3 separate regions of the Homo sapiens genome follow, and all the other regions are linked to region 3. A link is a contact called in ENCODE Hi-C data. All regions are on one chromosome and are shown on one strand. The core of a region is the stretch at or near the end of the contact, and the rest is flanking DNA. Distances in the headings are between cores, read along the strand shown.

What was found. Hi-C counts contacts between places; a loop is a spot of excess contacts on that map. Pooled maps may share reads with other maps.
Region 1: a loop to region 3 is called in a pooled map, with 6 times the contacts of the local background. The contact joins the promoter of DANCR here to the promoter of GNPDA2 in region 3. A Hi-C loop is called at or near these places in 2 of 50 pooled maps.
Region 2: a pooled map shows a loop between it and region 3 (3-fold over the local background). The contact joins the promoter of CHIC2 here to the promoter of GNPDA2 in region 3. A Hi-C loop is called at or near these places in 2 of 50 pooled maps.

What each region holds. Positions count from the first base shown.
Region 1 is chr4:52,711,001-52,714,010 of GRCh38, forward strand. DANCR (differentiation antagonizing non-protein coding RNA) reads left to right here and starts at 1,394. Exons shown (of 5, transcript NR_145129.1): 1 at 1,394-1,527; 2 at 1,824-1,959; 3 at 2,494-2,542. MIR4449 (microRNA 4449) reads left to right here and starts at 1,682; the gene lies at 1,682-1,747. SNORA26 (small nucleolar RNA, H/ACA box 26) reads left to right here and starts at 2,249; the gene lies at 2,249-2,370. RefSeq lists silencers at 1,200-2,033, 1,208-1,777 and an enhancer at 2,028-2,077.
Region 2 is chr4:54,063,109-54,066,373 of GRCh38, forward strand. CHIC2 (cysteine rich hydrophobic domain 2) reads right to left here and starts at 1,497. Exons shown (of 6, transcript NM_012110.4): 1 at 1,074-1,497. The coding sequence starts at 1,192. RefSeq lists an enhancer at 905-1,405 and silencers at 1,205-1,334, 1,565-1,804.
Region 3 is chr4:44,724,992-44,728,325 of GRCh38, forward strand. It overlaps GNPDA2 (glucosamine-6-phosphate deaminase 2), which reads right to left and starts at 1,565. Exons shown (of 7, transcript NM_138335.3): 1 at 1,483-1,565. RefSeq lists a silencer at 981-1,275 and an enhancer at 1,768-1,897.

The DNA of each region.
Region 1 (3,010 bases), core at 144-2,643, 8.0 Mb after region 3:
CCTGTTAAAACACACACACACACACACAACAAACAAACAAAACACTTGAACAGCTTTCCATCATTCTTAGCACAAAGTATAAACTCTTTCACAAATACAAAAATTAACCAGGCATGGTGGTGCATGCCTGTAATCCCAACTACCCGGGAGGCCGAGACGAGAATAGTTTGAACTTGGGAGGTGGAGGCTGCAGTGAGCCAAGATCGTGCCACTATACTCCAGTCTGGGCAACAGAGCGAGACTCCATCTCAAAAACAAAACAAAACAAAAAAACTCTTCCAGGGTTTCCTGCATGGTCTGGCCCCAAGCCATTCTCATCTCAGGCCACTCTGCTCCTTAAGTTCCATTTCTGGGAGTCCTTAAACAGGTAAAGCCCTTTCCTGTTTTATCTTGGGGCTCTGGACGAGTTGTTCTTTCTGTTTACAAAGCCACACCCCACCAGAGCTGCCTGTCTTGATCTGTTAACCAAGTGTAGGCTATTTTTTGGTTTCCCTTCCTGCTCCACCCCCAACACCTGGGGAAAGGCTAGGTAGCATGTTGTTTGAGGGGCTCTGCCTTCAGGCTGCTTGAGTTCAAATCCTGGATCTACCACTGGCTAGCTGCTCTGTGACTTTGGGCAAGTTACATAACATAATTATTTCCCCATCTATAATTTGGAGATGATTAAATATATTTTGAGGATTAGATTTGTTAGCAGATGGTAAGTACGTGAAACAGCAATAGAAGTTCTCCTTTTAGCATATACTCCAATTTTCTTCTACTTATTTGTTTGCCAAGTTTGAGCCTGTTACCTTGAGATTGCTATGGTTGCCTTCTCAACCTCCCCAACTCCTACCCTCCAGCTGATTATGGTCTACTTATTGGACTCTGTAAATGAATAAAGAGGGAGCATGAGGAAAGGAGGTAGTCCTTCTAGCTTTAGGAGAGGCCACGGGAGTGAGCTTGTTGAACAAGACATGGTCGTGGCTTCTCTTTAAGCTTACGGTTTAGGCGGACACAGATGATGAACACACACCGGATTAGTGTGGCTTTAAGAAAGGGAATCCCAGGGCCTTAGGCCAACCCTGGAGTAACCTCGATGCCCTCTCCAGAAGGGCACCCGAGGAAGGGTCTAGGGCCCAAGAGCACCAAAATCACCAACGCCGGGGATTGGTAGGTAGCCTGAAAAATCTAATTCAGAGAAGGATGCTCCGCGCGCAGACATGGCTTATCCCCGTGCTACTGCATGAGCCACACCTAGGCCGGCCCCGGACACCGACAGCCAATGGCCGGGCCCGTCCCGCCCCATCCGGGATTGGCTGTGCGTGCCGCGGCCCTCCACCCCGCCCCGCTCAGGATCTTCCCGGGATTGGCTGAGCTACCCGACCTCTCCAGGGGATCGGCTGCGCGCCCCGCCCTTGCCCAGAGTCTTCCCGGGATTGGCTGCGGGCCTCGCGACCCTCCTGCTTCCCTCCCCGCCCCGCGCCGCCTCTCTGGTTTGTGCGCCCGTCGCAGGTCGCAGGCCTCTTTGTCAGCTGGAGTTGCGCGGTGAGTGCATCTCCAGTCTTCGGCTTTCGGTCTCCCGCGGGGAGGGCGCCCGGCCGGCCCGTGGGTCCGATCAGGGGCTGGGCTCGCCCGGTGTCCCCACGAGCTTTGCCCGCCTCGAGCTCCTCTGCTCCCGGCGGCCAGAACGGAGGGGTAGAGCAGCCCTCGGCGGCCCGGGGGGCGGGCGGCGGTGCCCGTCCCGGGGCTGCGCGAGGCACAGGCGCCGCGCCCAGCGGAACAGCCGGAGGTTCCCGGCGCAGGTCTGGGCACCGTAACAATTTTGCGCTTTGCTTCCCCAGGGCTGACGCGCCACTATGTAGCGGGTTTCGGGCGGGCCACGCGTGCGGGACAGGAACCCAACCCCAGCCGACCTTGAGCTCCAGGAGTTCGTCTCTTACGTCTGCGGAAGTGCAGCTGCCTCAGTTCTTAGCGCAGGTATGTTCCTAGCCTTGAGCGGGGTGGGGGAAGGAATGAGTCAGCCTGGAGCACGTGGCCAGTGGGACCGGAGGGTTCCCCGGCGTCTGTTTGTCGCCAAGGTCCGAATCCGGCTCCCCTTAACTGGAAGGAAACATCCATGTAGGGGCTCACCAAACAAAACAGCTGTGTTTCTAGTGTGGTTTCAGACTTAGAGAAGCAGAGATCCACGAGGTATTGAGAGCAACGCGGAAAATAGTAGTGAACCCTGTAAAAATCAAAGAAAAAAAATCACAAAGCACCCTTTCCTGTGCCCTTTTAAGGTTGACCCAGTGCTTTAAGAGGCTAACACAGAAGGGTAAAGTAAGTCTCCATAAAACCCAGAGAAGAGACTGGAAAGCTCCTCTTTGGATCCTGTCTGGAGTCACAACTGAACCAGAAAAAGTTTCGTTACAACTTGAGCGCCTTTGTGATTTTCTTTACAGTTTATAGAACAAGCAATACATTTCAGTTTTCTTTGGTTAAAACGTCATTTTAAAACTTTTCTTTCTATAGGTTGACAACTACAGGCACAAGCCATTGAAGCTGGAATGTCCTGTTGCTGGTATTTCAATTGACTTAAGCCAACTATCCCTTCAGTTACAATAGGAAAGTGCCTCTAATAAGGCCAAATATGCGTACTAACTTGTAGCAACCACGTGTCCGTGCAGTGCCACAGGAGCTAGAGCAGTGACAATGCTGGTGGCAACAGGGCAGTGTAGCAGGTGCTTCATGTTCACCTTTTCAACCTTTTCATTTAATTGTCACAACTCGGAGGTGGATTCTGTTAGGGACAGGCTGCCCCAGGACCACTCCGCCCCCGCTAACTCAATGCAGCTGACCCTTACCCTGAATACTCTGCAGCTGCATTCCTGAACCGTTATCTAGGCGCTATAGCAAGGTCACCAGACTTGCTACACCGAAGCCCTCTGGGTGGCACGGGGGAGGTCATGAGAAACGTGGATTACACCCCCTTGTAAATTCCTATTTTCACAAGATAATATATTGTAAGCCGGTCATGAGATTATATGTG
Region 2 (3,265 bases), core at 247-2,746, 9.3 Mb after region 3:
AGTCTTACTGTTTCCCTAAGTTATTCACAGCACATCCCACTCACTCTTCACCAAAATATAATGAAGACTATTCCAGACATTCTCAGACTTGCTGGCTCTTTTGTTTCACTGAAAAGGTGAAGAAGTACAGAGATACCTGACAAGTATGGAAGTCTGATCTATTATTTGAACAAGAGATCTAAAATGAGAGAGTATCAATGTAATACATCAAGTGGTACAAAACTGTGGACTTCATAGTGAAACATTACAAAACTTCCTGCTTCCGGACAGCTCATTATTTGGTTCAAGGCTTCACATTCCTTTGTCATGGTCTTTCCGAAAGCTTTCATTCCTTATTAATATCAGACTTTTAATGTTACTAGTGGGACTTTCCAAATTAACAAGCCCCAAGTTCGTGCCCCAAGGAGGAGCTTCAGGACTACAATTTTCCCTCAGTAACCTGAGCAGAGTGTATGTCCCTCACGTAGTTGTTGTTGTTGTTGTTGTAAACATATTTCTTTCTGTATATCTTAAATTTGTGTTCAACTATATATTTTTATCACGTACAATTACAAGAACTTGCATTAGTTCTGCGGAAATTAGTGGAAAAACTGGGAGACCTGTGGGTATGTGTGAAATAGACACGAAACGGAGCTTCGCTGCCAATTGTCACTGGGGTCTCACACGGCCCAGATCTGGCCTCTGAGCCATGTCACTGGGTGCAAAGGCACAGACAACCACAGGGTAACTGGGCGAGAAAACAAGGAGGCTCCCTGTCAATACACGTACTTCCACCCTGAAGAGGAAGGGTGGCCCGCAGGGCAGACCCTAATGAAAACCCGTGCCTACTGGGATCGTCACATCGCCCGGGCCTGTAGGGCCTGCTAAAGGGGTGTGTGGAGGAGGAAGGACAGCGTCCGTCCCCACTTCGGAGACCCAAACAAATGAAAATAAGCCAAGTTCTCACTTCCTGGTTGCCTACTCTTTCGGAAGGCCCCCGACACCAGACGGACACAGGGGAAACGGGGCTCCCGTGGAGTAACGGGGCCCACCCCAGCCCGCACCTCCCGCCCTCGCCCTCCTCCGGGCCTTACACGGTGACGTGACCGGAGCCGCGGACGACCACCGGGTCCGGCGAGTACTTGAGCAGCTGCTCCTCCAGGGCCCGCTCCTCGTCCTCCTCTTCCTCATAGATTTCGTCGAAATCCGCCATCCTGAGCCTCCGAGCTCCCCTGCCCAAAGGGCCTGACTCCCGGGGTTGGCGCCGGGGTACCGGCGGGCGAGGCGGCGGAGGCTGAGGGGAGTCGCCGCTGCCGCCGGCTCCGAGGCCGCGGAGTTCGCTGTCGGCTGTCTCGGCTCCGGCTACAGAGGGGATGGGGTCTGGACCGTCGCCGCCACCGCCGCCGCCATTACCATCAGCAATAACAACAACACAATGTCAACATCCGCCCAGAGGCCGACACCTCCACAAGCACAGACGCCGCTGCCGCCGCCGCAGCAGCAGCAACTCAGGAAACCACAGCAACAGCCCGAGCCACCCGCAGCGGGAGCAGCCGGCTACGGCATCGCGAGACTTCCCGGGCCAACGGGCGGGCGGGCGCGTGCGTGGGCGCGTGGGCGAGCGGACTGGCTGGCGGGCGGGCGGGCGCGCGCACGTGCGGCCTCGCGCGCTCCCAGGCCACCGTCTTTCCTCTGCTTCTACCCGCAGACGGCGACCGGGGCGCGCGCTCCCGCCGGCGGGCCCCCCTCCGCCGACTTCTGGGTGGCGGACCCTGGGGGCGGCGGCTCCGCTGACTGGAGGCCGCGACCCGCGACTCCGACAACGCAGCTTGGAATGTCCAGTGGGACATGCAGTTCCCCAAAGTCATCTCTAACCAAAACAAACAACTGAAAAGAAAAGCCCTGGCTGGAATAGACACATTTTTGTGCGTGTCATTGCCAGTTTATCTAATAATCGCATCTCGCTTTTCCTCAGGTTTTGAGTCTATGATGAGAACCAGAGTCTCTTTTTTCCCAATTTGAGGAGTCCAGCAGAGACACTGCAAACATTTGTGCTCACCACAGGATTTTTCAAGACATCTCCAAATTCAAACATCTTATCCCTTGATCCCCTTAAGTATAATCCAATATATGAGGCCAGCGATGCTGGTATTTTTTTTTTTTTCTTACAAGAAATCTCACCGTAGTCATGCTATGAAAAAAAACTGATAAATTACCTGGATTCCATATTAGAAGATGCAGTTTCTTGCCCCAACTCTCTCACCAAACATAACCTGGTTTTTGTTGTTGTTTCCTTAAAATCTTAGGGAATTCCTTTCCTTTTCTTACCAGTTCCTACCACAAAAAAGACCTGAAAGAAAGGGCAGAGGAGAGGAAGAAAAGGAGGCAGGAAGGAAGAAAGGATAGAAGGAAGGACGAGAAGAATGAAAGAAGAATGGGAGAGAAAGAAAGAAGGGGAGGAAGGAAGGAAAAGGTTTAATGGAGTCTACTTAGCTGCCTAGTAACAGTTGAACGGTCACTTTGGGTACTTGGTTTCATTAAGCATATAAACAGCACAGGGGAAGGAGTGGGCTTCTGAGAAGAGAGTCCTGGACAGTGAGGATACACCATGGGAGAAGAAAGGATAGTTCTACTGAGCCCAGCGCTGGTCAGGCTCTTCAAGTGCAGTGTTCATGTCACAGTAGTCGGCTTTAGATGGGTCACTGTTGACGTGGAGAAAGTGCAAAGGAGGTCAATGAGGACAGTGAGAGATGCCAACCTCCTTTTGGAAACAACTGAAGGAAATGAGTGTGGTTAGCCAAGAAAAAATGAAGGAAAAATACAGTAGTTGTATCAGACTTATTGTATCCCTCCCTGGAGGGTATTTGTTCATTCAACAAATATCTACTGAACTCTAGCTATGTGGCAGGCACTGTGGACGTGTGTGAATGAGGCACAGGCCCTGACTTCTGGTAGCTTATCTATTGTTAAGGCAAGCAATTGTCATCTCTGCCAGGGGCTCATGGAGGAGGACACAGGAAGTGTCAGTGGGGCACACAGGAGGCAGCTTGGTCTGGTGTTTAACAATGTGTGTTCTGGAACCTGACTACCTGGCCTTGAATGTCAGCTCTGCCACTTACTGTGTGACCCTAGACAAGCCACTTAACTTCCCTGTTCAGTACCTGCCCCATTGGGATGCTCAGCAGATTCAAGGGCTTAAGATCGGTGAAGTGCCTAGAAGAAGGCCCAGTACACAATAAATACGGGGTAATAGGTGATGCTTAAGGCTCCCTAGCTTATCAACCCT
Region 3 (3,334 bases), core at 315-2,814:
TTCTAACAAGAATATATGGCCAGCTGATTGTTAATAAAACGGAAAAAAAATAAGGTAAGGAGGACGAGAAGCATTAGAGCTTTCCAATGTCTTCTGCATCCTGGGCATGTTATTTTTCTCAGTTCAACACACGTTTGAAGACCTATTATATTCTAAGCACTATGCTAGGTTCTGTAGACACAAAAATGATTAACTCTATTGTCAAAGGGCTTAGAATCACTTGTCTCTGAGGTTGAAAGCATTATTCTCACTCTTCATATACAGAAAACTGCAACTACGAGAAGTTTATTGCTGACGTTAAAAAGTGGCCCGGGGAGCTGGCTTTAAAACTAAGTGTTTCTGACTCAAAGAGACATTAGCCAAAGATGTCTTACCGGTTGAGAATCACTTACGATGCTAGTTAAAAATACAGATTCTCAGGTCCCTCTCCCTAGACACAGTGTTTCAAAAGATCTGAAATGAAGTCCAAGGAATCTCTGCTTTTGCAAATTATCACAGGGGATATTCATAATCAGGTGAAATTTGTTAAGAACACCACACATCTCACTGAAACGAAGTTTAAGCAAGTCTCTCAGACCAAGGTACAGGCAACTTTTTGTTTTCTTAAACTCTCTGGAGGGCGCAGAGTCACCTCCAAAAGTCCCAAATGAATCCCTTCACCCAGAGCAAAGAAGAATTTCTTCACCACATTTAAGTTTTTAAGATTTGACTTTTCCAGTTTTTGCCAATCCTCAGAGATCCAAACTATTGTCGCCTTATGCAATTCTCTGGCATCACAAGACAGCATCAAAAAACAACAGAGCACCACCCTTTCCCTCGTCTTCCTTCAGGTGCTGATTCATTTTGGATGTGCATCGCTAGGAAAAAGGGCTGCTGAATATAAATCGCAAAACTTCAATGGTGGATGACAACTTCTACACCCGTGAAGTTACACAGCTAGTTAATGGCGGGGCCAAGACCAGAATCTACACTTGCAGAACCTCTGCTCTGAGCTTTTCCCTACTCAACCTGACCTGTCCTGAAAGCGTAAGGGTGGCCTGGCCGCGCGTGTGGGACCGACCCGAGGAGGGACGAGAGACAGCAAAGAAGGCTGTGGTTCCTGCCCGGGAGGCGGGGGCTGCAGATTCCCCTCAGCTGCGCGTTTGCCTGGCCCTCACTTGGCAAAGGACAGCGAATGCAAATGAGGATGACTGTTAGGAATTTTTAACGAGTGTAGAGAGAGGTGTCAAGAAGAAGCCGCGAGAGAGGAGAGGGCAGGGACGCCTTCTCCCGTAGGCACAAATCCGGAGAGGACAACCAGGTCCGCGAGTGGCAATACGGGAGACCCCACGCGCCCCCAGCCTCGAGGTTCCTGAGCACCCATTCCGCCCCGGCCCGGCGTCCCAGTCTCAGCACAAAGGCCGCACAGGGCGAAGTTGCCGTCGGGTCCCCCGACCCGAGTCCCCTTCTTGGCGCCCCCGCCGCACCCCCCGCTAAACTTACCGGCAGACCCAATGGTTCTTCGATGCTGGAACAGCGGGAACAAGCAACACCCAACCACCCGAGAGCGACCCCAGCTGACCAGTGGAGCGCGAATCCCACGGACCCGGATGCAGATAAAGGCGCAGGAAGGAACCGCGGCGTGGCTGGCGGGCGCTGCGCATGCGCACCGCCTTTAGGACGCCTGAGGTGAGACGCGAGGAGTTCGGTCCGAGTGCGGTGCGGCTGGGCGCTCTTCTTGCCTGGAAGATCGCAGTTTCTGGGTCATCACTTTACGCTACTTTCCCCTCCCCCCCATCTTTCAAAGAGGGATTTGCAGTAGATTCTTTAGGCTTATGAGATTTAGTATGTAAGACCGTAGTGCTCACACGTACTTTGTTGCTTATGTTGCTGTTTGGCAACATGAATATATTTGCCATTTATGAATACATTTCTCTCTCTACTCCAAGCTATTGAATGCATATTTGCAAACGCAATGACAGATAAGCGTCTTGTGTCAAAAAACTCATCAAAGTTTGCAAAAGGGCAAACAGTACCATGGGAAATCGGGAGCGTCTCAGTAAGAGAAAACACTATATAATAGGGTACTGGCTTTTGCTGAATGAGTCTAAGAAAGGGATAGGGGAAGCTGGAATCAGCTTTGAGCTGGGTATCACAGATGTTTATACAGGAGTGGGAAGGAATTGGGCTGTGGAAATTATTGTAAAGAAAGCAGCTATCATTCAAAAGGAGAAAAGTGTGTTGTGTCTTCACCATGTTCCATCAGGAACACTGTTCCATTAATAACACCGTTTAGGGTTCTGTTAGGAACAATACAATCTTGACTCCTAGCCAACTTAAGGTTCTGTTTCTGTGGAAACTACAAGTTAAAAAAATGTAAAACGCTGTGTCCTCAAACTCGTTATATGAAGTTTTTCACCTGGGTTGTAAATCCAGCCTGCTTCTTTGAATGTAATGACTCCTCTTGCATCCTTTAGTGAAGAGTAGGATGTTACATTCTCGTTGATTTAGCTTCAAACAGCAACATTGCTCACATACTGATAATAGACAGGTTTATTAGTACTATCGCCTTCAGTAAGTTTGCAAAAGCGATTTTTGGCCAGATTCGGTGACTCACGCCTGTAATCCCAGCACTTTCAGAGGTCATGGTGCATGGATGGCTTGAACCCAGGAGTTGGAGACCAGCCTGGGCAACATAGCAAGACCCTGTCTCTCCAAAAAAGATTGAGGTAAAATGATGAAGTAGTTTGTAGGCTATGCATAGAATTTAGGCTTTGTATTGTAGGCAATAGGGAGTCACTTAAGCTTTATGAATTGAAGATAAGAGACTAGAACATACGTGTTTTAGAAAGAATGCTGTAGAAAGGTGGAGACTGAATTACAGTCTTGAATTACAGATATGTGCCACATAAGGAAGTTTAGGTAAAGAATGGACTGGATATTTGGCAATGGTCCCATAAGATTATAACAGAACTGAAAAATTCCTATCACCTAGCGACATTGTAGTAAACGTAAAGTTGTAGAGCAACACCACTCGTGTTTGTGGCTACATAGGTGTAAACCTACTGTGCTTCCAGTCTCATAAAAGTCTAGCACATACAATTATGTACAGGATATAATACTTGATAATAAATGACTATGTTACTGGTATATGTATTTGCTATATTATACTCTTTATCATTATTTTAGAGTGTATTCATTCTATTTCTATTTTTATTTTTATTTATTTGTTTATTTTTTTGAGACAGAGTCTCGCACTGTCACCCAGGCTGGAGTGCAATGGCACAATCTTGGCTCACTGCAACCTCTGCCTCCTGAGTTCAAGCAATTCTCCTGCCTCAGCCTCCTGAGTAGC